2 separate regions of the Homo sapiens genome follow, and region 1 is linked to region 2. Evidence: chromatin contacts called from ENCODE POLR2A ChIA-PET data. All regions are on one chromosome and are shown on one strand. Each heading gives the region's core, a stretch centred on a gene start or an enhancer-like site at or near the end of the contact. The rest is flanking DNA. Distances are from core to core; before and after follow the strand shown. Region 1 holds the start of PDE1B (phosphodiesterase 1B). Region 2 holds the start of HOXC-AS3 (HOXC cluster antisense RNA 3).

Region 1 (6,827 bases), core at 2,170-4,669, 560 kb after region 2:
ACTCCGTCTCTACAAAAAAATACGAAAATTAGCTGGGCGTAGTAGTTCCTGCCTGTAGTCCTAGCTACTTGGAAGGCTGAGGTGGGGAGGATCGCTTGAGTCCGGGAGGCAGAGGTTGCAGTGAGCGAAGATGATGCCATTGCACTCCAGTCTGGGTGACAGAGCAAGATCCTGTCTCACAAAAAAAAAAAAAAAAAAAAATGCAGAAGGTCCAGGGCCTGGCCAAGGGGATGATGCCCTGTAGCACTTTGCTTTGCAGGAAGGGAACAACTGTGCTGTGAATACCAGGATCCAGGAGGGAGGGAGGGTATATCTGTGTCCCCCAGCTAGGGACAAGGCTTCCTTAACCTTAGGTCCTCATGCTTATATTAGTTCTTCTCCAACAAAGTTTGACTTTGAGAAGAAGCTGGCACATGGCTGAAATGCACTCACGCGGTTGGGGGAAGAGTGTTCTTCCAGTCCTCCTCCCCACAGGGCCTCCTGCTTCTCCTAAGTACCTGTCATCAAAGGAGATGAAGATGAATCCCCCTTCAGCCCCCACACCTCAATGAGTTGTCAAGTACTCTCCCTCCCACTTGAATAGGAAGCAGGAGCAGCAGGCCAGGTTGCAGGTTGAGGAAGTCAGAAGTTAACTTGAGCTGAGTTTGCAGCTCTGGAGAGATTGAGGAGCAGACTTTTCTCTTGTCACTTTGGAAGGAGAGGATTGTGAGGCTGCCCCTTTAAATAGCATTCCCGTAGGAGGCAGATCACATCCATCCGTCACCTACTGCCAAAGCATCATTTTTGGTTTCTATCAAACTCAAAGCTTGTTGGAAAGGATTGTGGGGTTAGGGGAGTGAGGAGGCAGAGCCTCCTAGGGGTAGGGGGCAGTTTAGAAGCTGAAAAGGAGAGGAATGAGAAGGAGCCTGGGAAAGGTGGGGGATGAGGACAAGAGGAAAAGACAGGGAGAGAATAGTTGTCTTTTGAGCCTCAGAGTGGAACAAGTATACCCAATTCTTATCTGTTTAGAGACGCAGCAAGGTAGAAATGGGATTGTATTGCAACAAGAGGAATGAGGTTGAGACTAAACACCAGGACTGGTGACTAAAGAAAGTGAAAGGAGCCACAGAGTGAAAAAGGCTGATAGACTTGGCTCTGGTTTTATCACTTACTCTCTGTGAGACCCTATAATTTTTCTGGGTTAGTTTAGTTCTCATTTATTTTTATTTTTACTTTTTCCATCAAACTGTGTTGTCTATGAAGTTTTCCCATTTATTAAATGAAGGGAATTAGAGTGGATGAACTCTAATGTCTCTTTCACGAATAACTTTGTGTGTGTGTGCGTGTGTGTGTGTGTGTGTGTGTGTGTGTGTGAATTAGCCTTAAAATGAATCAGGAGCAGGGGGTCTTGGGAGAGCAGGATGTGACACTGTGTTAACAAGAAATGTTGAGAGAGCCCTCTGGATGTATGTCTTGCCTCTTTCCCACCTATTCTAGTTTAAAGACCTGCCTAAATTTGGAAACTCCTTAGCTCTAATCCTAATTTACTAATTAGAGCTCTTTAGCACCATCCTAATTTGCAATTCTTTTGTAGTTTCCAGCCCATTTCATTTTCAGTTGATAAGGAGGAGATTGCTCCCAAATTTTCAGAAATGGACTGTGTAGGAGTGTGACTAGGGTCTCAGATGCAGCCATTTCTTGGCTGGGTCTGGGGAAAAGCCAAGGGATGTGTGCTAAAGGTAGATGGACAGAGGGTGGGAAGTCCCTTATTATTTCCACTTTTTTCTCCATCTCTGACTCTGCCATCTCTTTCTGCCTCTGTACTTTCTGGGAGCTGGTTCTGCTGATACTTCTGCTGAATCTAAATGCTGACCTAACTTGGCAATTCTTTTATGTTAGGAGTCTTAGCTGTGACAGTTCATCCGCTTCTTCGCCCTTCCATTTCACTTCTTTTCTCCTTCTCTGACTGGGAGAGGAGGAGCCTCCACTCAGTATTTAGAACAGAGTAAATACCTTCTCCTGATCACTCCTCCTTCCAACCTCCAGAATTTTTTGAAATTAAAATTCACATTCTGGGATCCTGGATTAGTGGCCTGTTTTGGATTCAGTAGTTAGTGAATATATCTCCACTTTCTGTTGACATAGGAGTTTCCCCAATGCCAAAGCAGGTGGTCATTAAGGGAGAGAACAATATGGAGCAAGAGAGGTGGTTCCTGCAAGAGTCCTAGGTAGGACTCGGTTGGATGGAGGAGGCTTTGCCCTTTTACAAGGTCTTGAGTTCAAATTCCAGTTCACTCCTTCCACAAATGTTTATTAACCAGCTAGGCTGTTTTGTGCTGGGCCTTTAGCTCCTAGATTTCTTTCTCTGAAGACAGAACAGAAAAAATGAGCTGGAAGTGCTTCAGGAGGGGTTTTGATATCAGGAATGCTTTCCTGGCTGTGTAGAGTTATTACCTAGTCAAAGAAGAAGATGTTAAGCTGGGTGCGGTGGCTCACACCTGTAATCCCACCACTTTGGGAGGCCGACGTGGGCGGATCACGAGGTCAGGAGTTGGAGACCAGCCTGGCCAATATAGTGAAACCCCATCTCTACTAAAAAATACAAAAATTAGCCGGCGTGGTGGCCCGCGCCTGTAGTCCCAGCTACTCCAGGAGGCTGAGGCAGGAGAATCGCTGGAACTGGGGAGGCAGAGGTTGCAGTGAGCCGAGATCGCGCCACTGCACTGCAGCCTGGGCGACACAGACTCCTTCTCAAAAAAAAAAAAAAAAAAAAAAAAAAAAAAAAAGATGCCTGCTCTGGAGAGCTTTGAACTTGGAAGAAATTCCTATCTGCTAGGCGGGCAGGCAGAAGTACCATGGAGAAGGCCACAGTCTTGGAGACAGGTGGGGAAGATCAAGCTGAGGGACCCGAGGCCAAGTGTGGGATGCCATCACAGCTCAGGGCACACCCTGAACTTTTCCAAGACAGGAGCACAGGTGGGGTCTGGTCCGACTGGGTTCCGAGTCCAGATCTAGCAGGGAAAGATGTGTGCTCATCCCCTACCCCGCACTCAGACATGGGACACGCAGGCAGCTAGGCACACGTGGATACATGGAACCACAACCACATACACAGAAACTCAAAACACACGGAGAGAACCCACACAACCACCCACACCGAAGTCCAGCCCGCCGCCTCCGCTGCACTCTGTAAACACGCACTCACATCCGCCAGTACAGGGCACACGCAGCCACTCGTCCCCGGCGCCTGTGTGCGTGCGCTCGCCCTTGGGCGCTTCTGTCTGTGTGTGCCCCCGGCTTCCAATCGTTCCTTTGGGAGGGGGAGGAGTGGCTGTGAGGAGTGAGAGACTGGCGGGCAGGCTGAGGAGAAGGGAGGGAGAGCAGAGGGAGGGGGGAACCCGGCCGGGGGAGGAGGAGAGAGGCGAGGAGGCGGCTCTGGCAGCGCGCGGCGGCGGCGGCGGTAGCGGCAGCAGCAGCGGCGGTGCGGAGAGCTTGGACTGGGAGCCCAAAGCTCGGCTGGGCAGCGGGAGAGGAGGAGCCGCAGGAGCTGCAGCTCTGCCAGCTTGGGCCGAGCCTAGAGACACCGGCCTGGCTGGTCCACGCCAGCCGCAGGTGGGAAGGGCCTGGGATGGGGGGTGAGGGTCTCTCGGCTGGGGCTGAAGCTGAGCCGAGGTGCTGTCTCCTCCTTCTGTTCCGTAGACCGTGGCTGAGCATGGAGCTGTCCCCCCGCAGTCCTCCGGAGATGCTGGAGGAGTCGGATTGCCCGTCACCCCTGGAGCTGAAGTCAGCCCCCAGCAAGAAGATGTGGATTAAGCTTCGGTCTCTGTAAGTCCCCGGCCCGGGAATGGGGGGAAGGGACCTTAGGGAGCCTGAGCGGGAGGAGGAGGGGGGATAACTGGAGCAGGGCTGTGGGCTGGTAGATTCTCTTTGGCACAGATGTTGGCAGGTGCGAGGAAGCACGGCCCTGACACGCGTGGCCAGGCCACATGTGCAAGGCATGTGCGGAGCAAGCTGGCCAGTTGGAGCGGGCTTAGGAGTTGCAAAGGTAACGATGTGCCTGTGCCTGTGGACCCCAGGCTGACACACGCAGCGCCTAGAGGCAGCACAGTATATGCAGTGTGGCAGGGCTGCAGGAGGGCAGTAGAGGTGCCAGGCTGACTCACACATATCCATGTGCAGAGTTGTGCAGATGTGAGCCACATGACATGTGTGTGCATGAGTGAGCGTGGGTCACAGAGGTATGTGGAGTGATTGCACACAGCTGTAGATCTACTGCATGGGAATACTTGTGCCAACCTGTGGGTCATATGTATCTCAGTTGGGATTGGTAGTTTCTGCCTCATGCACAGGAAGTGGGGTGGGGGTTACCCCATGCCTGAGCTGCTCATCTCTTGGGGCCTGGAAACTCACTCTATGTATTAATGATGAGGGGACCCACGTGGAATCTGGAGGGGGGGTTGGAGCCCCCACCTGGAAGCTGAAGGAGGTGATGATGGTGAAGAAATATTGATTGACAAAGGCAAGGTAACTGGCTTAATCAGAGGCTTTTTGTTTATATAGGGTCTTCCAGGATCTCCAAGCACATTTGGGCATCTTTTCCTATTGTTGCAGTACCAGGGCATGTGGGGAGGAATAAATGGGGGAAGGAAGAACTCAGGTATCTGATACTCCAGTCCCAGGGGAGGAAAGGAACTTTTCCCCTGCTCCTTAGAAAAAAAAGAGGATTGGGTCAAAGACAAGCCATGCACCATGTTTATCTCCCAGTCAGCTGCTGCCATTGGGAAATCTCCGCAGTCTGTTGATTCTTAATCAGGGAACAAGAGAAGATGTCCCTCTCTCCGAGATGAATCCATGGCCCCAGGAAAGAGGAAACAGATAGGAGACTATGGATGTTTAGAGAGGAAACACAGTAAACATAGCCCTGAACCCAGTTCCTCCTCAATGTTCTCCATAGTGAGCACCGAAGCTTTCTATTTCTGGGTTCTGGGAGAGGGAGAGATGGGGGTAGGGGATGGATAGATGCTTATGTTGTATTGTTCTTTAAATACTTCACCTATGGTGATAAGATGACACCTTTTTATGGCAGATGGGTCTGATTTATACACTAGCTACTTGGAGAGGCGTTAGGGAGAACTGAGGCATAGTGGGCAACAAGGCTTGGAATCCAAATGTACTTCTCAGTCCTCCTCCTTGGCTGCCTCTGGCCAATCCAATTTGCTGGGCTCTATGAAGCACAGCCTTGGAATGAGTTCTGGGATGAAGAAATGGAAAACCAGATTGAACTGATTTTTGTTGGGAGGAGCACTGTGTGATTCTTGATAGAAAATGACGCTGCGTTAATGGTAAATGAGCTGGGGAAAGGGGCAGATAAGGAAGTAGTTGAAAGGTAAAGAAGGGCCCCAGGTCCATAAATGGGAGAATTCAGGATGGCTCCCCTAACACTAGTGGCTCATCATACTTACCTTGCCTGTATTCCAGGTAACAGGGCCCTGCGAAAGAGTGGGTATTACTAGTTTCACTATCTCCCACACATTTCTAACCAAAAGCCTTTCCTGAAAATGAATTGTTGTTTCTTCCTTTAGTGTGAGAAGTGCTCAGTGGTGAGAGAAGAGGATTCCCAGAAGGAGGCATGAAACCTGGGAAGAGAAGGGAGTAGAGGCATCTGTCTCTCCAGAGTGCCTTAGCTGAGATGTCCTTACATGAGATTAGGGTGGACAAGGATCCCTATTCTTATTGATTAGATCATTCTGGTCTTCACTCACTTCAGCAGTCTGGTCCTTAAGAATGCTAGCTTTGTACAATAAATTTACAAGTAAAAAATAAAGCTAGCTACATGTAATATAACTTACCCAAAAAAGTACAATCTCCGGATTATTAATTGGCAGGAATAGATTCCCAGTCTTACGTCCTTAAAGCAGAGAAAGACCTTGAAATCAAGGTAGATCCCAACTTGATCTATGTTGATGGCCTACTGGATTTTGCCTTTTTGAATATTGGGGAGGCTTTGACTATCAGATGAAGGGAAATAAAAGGATTTAGGGCTTTGCTGGGTAAGAGGTGGGAGTTTCCCAACCCTCTCAATGGGATGGTTTCTGAATAGGTGAGAAAGGAGATGTTCCCCCTTTTAAGTGGAAATAAAGATCCCCCTGCCCCTTTGGTCAAGGTGGGAAGGGGTTGCTAAGTCTGGAAATAGGAAATAGACATGATTATCTTAGGACTGGGTACTGCTTGGAAATGGAAACATGGCATATATACTTGTATGTATTTATCTAACTATCTATCTAGATTCTTCTACTCAACACATCCTATTCCCCCCCTTCTACCCTTTTAATTTCTAATCAGGACATCCAGACTTTCTTCAGGGAGACTAGGCCTGGTGTTTTTGACTCTGGATAAAAAGCCCACACTAATATAATAGTGCAGGGCAATTTTTTGTTGGGAAGAGCATCCAAGAATTCTGTTTCCCACACTAAGACCCTGTCAAAAATAAATTCAGAATCTAATCTGTATCATATGAGCTGAAGAGAATCTCTTAACTGTGTGATTTTACCCCTATTTTCAGAACAATTTCTCTAATTAAGCAAACTCATAAACTGAGGCATGAGAGAGGGTGAAAGAGGCCATCTGGAGATGATGAGTTGGCCAGGATGATTTTCAGCATCTGTAACCCTAAGAGGAAGTATTTGACTTGGCTGTCCACCCTTCTCTGAGATCAGAGGGCTTTAGGGAATGGGAAGAAGACCAGAAGAGATAGAAATGATTTTCTGTGTCTTTTGTGATTCAAGAAAAACGATGAGCAGACATTGGTTTGCCATCCTCAGCTCATTTATTTATCCAACAACTATTTC
Region 2 (6,804 bases), core at 4,286-6,785:
GACCCCTGGACCTGCCCCTCAACCTGGGACTGACAAAATCCCACTCGCTCATTTCCCCTGACTCCAGCCTTGGGAGCACCAACTGGGCTCAACTTTGGGCCATTTTAATGTTTCAGCTCCGGAGGTCAGGACAAAGATGGGACAGACTTCTCCAAAGGTAGGCCTGGTAGACAAGCCTCCTTTGGGGTGATGGAAGTGAAAATACATGACCCCTGAATCCTAGCACTTCAAGAAGCCATCAGCACTAGTGTGGATGTGCCCCAGAATCCTATTTTTCCTCCCTCTAATGGCGACTGCTGGGGCCTGGCTGCTGATGACTGGCAGCCCTACACTTCGCCTTGTGAGGAGGAGCTGAGCTAAGGCTGTAGGCGGGAGAAGGTCAACTCCAAGCCTTAGCAGCTGGGCTAGGGAGGCATGCGACTGAGCCTGGTGCTGTCCCCCTCACTAAGCCCAGCACACCAGAGAAAAATAAGAAAGGCTAGGAAAGAAAGTCAGGGGGAAGGAAATAATTGGAGAGAGAAAAGAGCAAAGAATTAATTGTATAATAAAGAAAGAAGGAAACAAGGAAATGGGAGAAATAAGGAAGACAAGAAAGAGAAAGGATTGGAAAAAGTAGGAAAAAATAAATTACAGGAAGAAAAAAGAAAAAGAAAAACAGAAAGAAGCAAATAAAGAGAAAAGAGAAGGATGAAACAAGAAGGAAAGAAAGAAGAGAAGAAAAAAAAAGAAAAATAAGAAAGGAAAGGAAGGCAAACAGAGATCTTTGAAAAGGAACTTAACCGGTAAGAAAGGTTCGGTGTTTTTCTCCGGAGCAAGCCAGCCTAACCACAGCCCCGACTCTAGCTAGAAACCTGACTTACTGGGGGCAACTTAGAAGCAAACCACTAAAGTGGGGGGCAGGGCCTGCCCCTAAGACATCCTCCCACCCTCCTCCCAAAGCTTCTCTCCGAGGTGTCTTCGGTCTGGTTTCAATTCAGGGGACAAAATTAAATAACTGGCCAGCTTCGGCAGGGCCAGGAAGCAGTCAGACTGGCGCGGGTTATTAGAATTCGGGATTCGGAGATCTTAGACAGCACTTTGGGTAAAAGTGAATATCTGTGGCTGTGTACACATATTTAAGTGCAAGTTAGACACGTGTATAGATGCTGAACTCCGTAGCATCTGTGTGCAAGTGTGTGCAATGTCAAGACGTGAGAGATTCTGCTGGCCGAGCTGCCTGGGGGGCTGTGAGGTCCACAGTAGACCAGAGGCCCTGCTAAGTGTCCTCAGCCTCCTACCTCCCTCTAGTACCTGTTTGAAAATCTTTTTCTTTTCTGGGTCTCTGGGCATTCCGAATTTTGCCTGGAATTTCCCTGCTCCCAATTCAGCTGGGGCAGAGCCTGGTGCTAGTGAAGAAGAAAAGCGAATCTTTTCTTCAAGTTTTGGGAAGGGAAGGATTTATCTCGGCCTCCAAAGCAAGAGGAAAAAACCTGCAATCTCTGGTGTGATTCTGTTTCCTCTTTGCTTAAAAAGATTTCAATACACACACTTTATTTTTATTTTATTATTTAACCCAAAAGGGAAAGACATTCTTCCTTTTTCACTTCATCTTCAGAATTTCCCAGTTGACTTTCTTAACCTGTTGGGGAAACTCCAATTTTTTGCTGGAGAAACCAGGGTGCTTCTGGGGTGTGTTGAGGGCTACAGCCAAGAAAGCAACAAAGGTCCTTTTTTGTTCATTGAGCATATTTTCCTTCTTCTGCTTTCACGTGGGGACCCCTAGCGCCCCAGCCCTTGGGCTGCCCTGTGGAACCCGCTGGATCCTCCCAGAGTATTCACAGAGCTCCTGAACCCTCCTCCTCTGCATTGCTCACAGCCCCACAGACAGAAGGAGGCCCAGCCCCGTCCTTGTTGCCTTTCCAGGATCTGGGTACCCGGGAAGGGAGAAAGGGGCCAGGGCATTGGCCCTGGGTGGGATTTGTCAGGTCGTATGCACAGCTTGAGCCCCACTGTGGCTTGCAGCCCCTGGATTTTCATGTTCCCAAGTTGAGGTAAGAGGGGGGAGCCCCAGACGTAGGCATAGGCATAGGTGTCTCAGCGCCCTCGGAAAGTTGGGGAAATGGATTAATAAAAGTCCATATGTGGGTGATTCTAGCAACACAGGCCTCCCCTGGATCCTAATCCAGTTGCCAAGGGCACAGGCTGAAGGATCTTGGCCCTGTGGGGCAGGGCGGTGGGTGCCTGGCAGTGGCGGCAGGCGGGGTCGCTGTGGCGGCCCGCATGCCTTTGAACGCCAGGCCCGGACAATAGGACCGAAACAGCCTTTGCTCGTGGCCTCGGGAAAGACCGAGCCCAAGGGGGCAGGGCTGGGACCCAGGCCCGCACAAATGCTCCCTTCGCCAGGATAAAACACTCACTTTTTCCTTCCTTTTACCTCCACTGAAGCAGAATCTCAAAGTCTGTGAAAACCCAACAAGTTATTCAGGTCTGCGTCCGAGCGGGCTCTAGTTTAGCAGCACCGGGTTTTCGTTTATCTTGCGTAATTAGAGGCAAACATTTGTCCCACCGGGGGTCCCACTTAGGCTGATGAATTTGATTTCTTTTTTCATTAATCGGCCGTGTTTATCATACTTCTAATTATTTCAACTTTAAACACTATTCTGTCTTGTGAGGAGGTGGGAGTCGAGGCGGGAGGCTCCTCCCTGGAGTATTATTTTCATTAATGATGGCGATAATTCCGAAGCGACTCTGTCCTCTCCCTTGGCTAAGGTGAGAGGTGGGCTTGGAAAGAGGTTGGGTGGTGGGACCCCTGAGGCCGATGGGTCTGCTCCCTGTCTGCTGGTTCCCCAGGCTACGCCTTGGGGCTTGTCTGAAGTTTATCTCCTTCACCCTTTCCTGCCGACTCCTTCACCCCCTCCCAGGCTGGGCTCAAACCCTTTGCGGCTCTTCCCTGGAAACCTTTCTCTGATCCCAGCCTGTCCTGGCTGGCCTGGGCAGAGGCTCGGGTAGCACTGTCCTGGCCCCCAGCTACTAACACCCAGAGAAAAAAAAAAAGAAAAGGCTGAGGTGGCCAAGGGCCACTTGGCCGTGGGGAAAAGGACCCACCAGACTCCAAAGTGGGGGGTAAGGGTAGGGAACTGGGACGCTAAATTCCTGGGAAAAGCACACCAGGCAGGAAAATAAAGGAGACGTGAAAGAGGGGGGAGGGAACCCCCAAAGCCATATAATTCTCAATTGCTTTGGTATTTAATTTCATCGTCCCATAAATGAGGAAATATCAGTTCCCATACTAAATTTTTATCCCTGGCTGATAAATATGACGGGAAATTTTCGTTGGGTCCTCGTAAAAGGGAACGGTTTCGATCAAACTGGTGGGGAAAGACTAATGCAGATAATACAAACAGAGTGGCCATAAAGTCTCGCCCGTTTCCCGCGGGATGGGCGGTGGGACAAATGGCTCCCTGGATTGACTGCTGCCCGGACTGTCCCAAGTCTGGGGCCTAAACAGCCTAACCTTGCCCTGGATAACCCCCATGCTGAGGCCACGGTGACCCTGCATATGAAAACACAAAACCATTTCAAATCTCCCCTGGCCGGTCCTGCAAGCAAATCATACACTCCACATTTCCTTCCAGTTTTCCGGAGGTTCAGGAACCCCTGCGTCTTCTCTCTCCACCCCTGGATGGGGAAATTCGGCGGATTTCTTTCTGCGGTCTTCTAGCCGCAGCGGGCTTGGGCCTCCTTAGAAACGGTCTAGCCTCCTCACTCCTCCACTCCAGGGCGCTGGGCTCCAGTCCTTTCCCCGCCAAACTCCAGCCCTTCGGAAAGTCTGAACCCTAGGCTCTGTCCAAGGAAAAATGTGGGGCGACAGGAAAGACAAGTTGTTCTCCAGATTCCGTTTCCTGAGGAAGGGGTGGAGAGTTTAGTTCGCTTTGGAAGAAGGCGATGGAGAAACGGAAATAACTGTTTGAAACATACGGTTCCCCTTATTTCTTCCTTTTATTTAAAAACAACCACAAAAATAGACTGGTCTGTCTTCTTTCAAACATGCTCCCAGCCCGTGCGCTCTGTAAAGGACGCTTCTCTGGGTCGGGTTTTGTTGCGTCTTGTGTGCTGGTTTCCCGTGTGATACGTGACTCCTCCAAACTGACCGAGGCTCCGCAGGTTCCCTCTTTCTTTCCCGGAATATTCCCTGTTTTAGCGGGGGCAAGGTCAAGCGGAAAGCGAGGACCGCCAGGGCCTGAAGTAAAGCAGCAGAACCGGCTCCAAGGCCAAAGCCTTGTGGGCCCCTGAGATGGTGACCCAGGAGCCGCCCACCCTGCCAGGCCCAGGCCACAGCTCTCGGGTCGGGGATCGGGTGCCTCTGGTCTCTGGCTTCCTCTTTCCCCTACCCCGCGTCCATTCGGAACCTCCTTTTCCGAGCAGCCATGAAGTGACCGTGACCCCCTCCCTGGCCCACCCTAGAGGCTGGAGATTCCCAGTCAACCCCCACAGGAAACTTGCAACTCCAGCGCCGCGGCCCCCAAGCTTCCAGCCCCGAGGGCCAAGCCCGGGGAAAAGAGGAGGCGGGAGAGCAGAAACTTTAGTCCTGTTTGGTATTCCTTAACTTTTTTTCCCCTTTCTCTGCTCATCAGATCCCCCCAAACCCCCCCCCCCACAAACCTCACCCCACTCCCATCCCCAAGGTAAGAAGTGGGAGTCGGGTCCGGGGATATGGAAAGGGGAGATGAAGAGTGGGGAGAAGTACCTGATTCGTGTCTCGACCTTTTAATTTGAATTTGACTGTTTTGAGCCCCGGGTTGCCTCGCTCTCTCCCTCTCTCCCGCATTTCCCCCCTCTCCGCCCCCTTCTCCCCAGGAGTTACAGGCTGGTTACTGGATAAACAAACCCCACTCTTCCTAGAACCCCCACCCCCACCCCCACCCCCCTCCACCCCTCTACCTCCCCTGCCGCCCGGGGGGCGCTTCCTTTGTTCGCGGGGAAGGGCTCCGGTGCCCCTACCCCGAGGCAGCTGCTAGATGGCGCTGTTACTCCACTCTGCGCGCTCCGCCTGCCGACAACTTGACCCCGCTGACGTCACGGCCGTCTGAATCATCAAGGCCATTTTCAAATCCCATTGGTCTAGCCGTCACATGGTGAGAACCGAATGCGCGGATAATTACGGAGCTGATATTTCCCCCCCTCCCCTTCTTTTTCCTCCCTCCCCTCCAACCGCGCCCCCCCTCCCGGATGGGGAAAAAAAAAGATGTCAGCTCCTCCGCTGTAGTATTGCTCCTTAAAAACCCCTCTCTCTGAAAATGACATGCCCTCGCAATGTAACTCCGAACTCGTACGCGGAGCCCTTGGCTGCGCCCGGCGGAGGAGAGCGCTATAGCCGGAGCGCAGGCATGTATATGCAGTCTGGGAGTGACTTCAATTGCGGGGTGATGAGGGGCTGCGGGCTCGCGCCCTCGCTCTCCAAGAGGGACGAGGGCAGCAGCCCCAGCCTCGCCCTCAACACCTATCCGTCCTACCTCTCGCAGCTGGACTCCTGGGGCGACCCCAAAGCCGCCTATCGCCTGGAACAACCTGTTGGCAGGCCGCTGTCCTCCTGCTCCTACCCACCTAGTGTCAAGGAGGAGAATGTCTGCTGCATGTACAGCGCAGAGAAGCGGGCGAAAAGTGGCCCCGAGGCAGCTCTCTACTCCCACCCCTTGCCGGAGTCCTGCCTTGGGGAGCACGAGGTACCCGTGCCCAGCTACTACCGCGCCAGCCCGAGCTACTCCGCGCTGGACAAGACGCCCCACTGTTCTGGGGCCAACGACTTCGAAGCCCCTTTCGAGCAGCGGGCCAGTCTCAACCCGCGCGCCGAACATCTGGAATCGCCTCAGCTGGGGGGCAAAGTGAGTTTCCCTGAGACCCCCAAGTCCGACAGCCAGACCCCCAGCCCCAATGAAATCAAGACGGAGCAGAGCCTGGCGGGCCCTAAAGGGAGCCCCTCGGAGAGCGAAAAGGAGAGGGCCAAAGCTGCCGACTCCAGCCCAGACACCTCGGATAACGAAGCGAAAGGTAAGGCCGCCTGGGCCGCGGGCGCCACTGGGACGTTCCGGCACTTGGTCTTCGCGGCCGGGGAGGGGGGCAGGGGAGAGGGTTGGGCCCAGGAGGCCCCAGACCATTTCGGGAATGCGACCCTGGCTTTCGACTAGCGTCCGCTGAGCTCCAGGCTGGTGGCGCGTCACTTAGCTGGGGAAGGTAAGCGGCGACGTGGAGGTGTCGGCCCTGCCCCGGCCATGGGTGCTAAGGCGGGGGCGGTGCGCACCGCGGGCCGCCTGCAGGCGCAGTGTGCTGCACCGGACGGGTGGCTGCTCCCAGGCGCGTGCTGGCTGTGGTTTGCTTTCTCAATGCTGGTGTCCTGGGGAGCTGACGTCCCCCAGCTCAGGTCAGGGGCTTGCAAAAAGCCTAAAATGGCGATCTTGGGCCAGGGACTAGGGAAGGCTGGGGAGATGGGGGGAGTTCTCTTTACTGCGTTTTCCCAGTTGAAAATTGTTTCCTGCGAAACGCGATTTGTTGTTTGTGGGTCTGATTTGTGCGTGCGGCTTGGGCTCCTGCGGCTTTTGGCTCGGCCGGGGGCCTTGGGCAGCGAGGCTGGAGCCGGAAGAGGTGGAGGTGAAGGGCTGCCCGCCACGTCCCTCCCTCCTCCAGATGCCTGGCTTGGATGGCGTTGGAACAGGGCATTTGGAATGTTGTAAGTTTTCTGTTTCCTCTTTTAATTTTTTCTTTTCCATTTTTTTCTAGTTAAATTATCTTTTTTCATTGGTTTCCAAAAGCAGCTTACAAATGAGTGGT

What was found. ChIA-PET counts read pairs that join two places held with the same protein, here RNA polymerase II (POLR2A).
Region 1: POLR2A ChIA-PET joins it to region 2 with 11 read pairs in A673. The contact joins the promoter of PDE1B here to the promoter of HOXC-AS3 in region 2. POLR2A ChIA-PET finds 5 or more read pairs at or near these places in 2 of 52 experiments (A673 and activated T-cell).

What each region holds. Positions count from the first base shown.
Region 1 is chr12:54,546,182-54,553,008 of GRCh38, forward strand. It overlaps PDE1B (phosphodiesterase 1B), which reads left to right and starts at 3,420. Exons shown (of 16, transcript NM_000924.4): 1 at 3,420-3,591; 2 at 3,679-3,804. The coding sequence starts at 3,692. NCKAP1L (NCK associated protein 1 like) reads left to right here. Exons shown (of 31, transcript NM_005337.5): 31 at 1-2,062. RefSeq lists enhancers at 278-822, 3,970-4,598 and a silencer at 3,345-3,404.
Region 2 is chr12:53,979,984-53,986,787 of GRCh38, forward strand. It overlaps HOXC-AS3 (HOXC cluster antisense RNA 3), which reads right to left and starts at 5,536. Exons shown (of 3, transcript NR_047506.1): 1 at 5,493-5,536; 2 at 4,981-5,100; 3 at 3,968-4,171. HOXC10 (homeobox C10) reads left to right here and starts at 5,163. Exons shown (of 2, transcript NM_017409.4): 1 at 5,163-6,027. The coding sequence starts at 5,277. RefSeq lists an enhancer at 5,947-6,804 and a silencer at 6,312-6,361.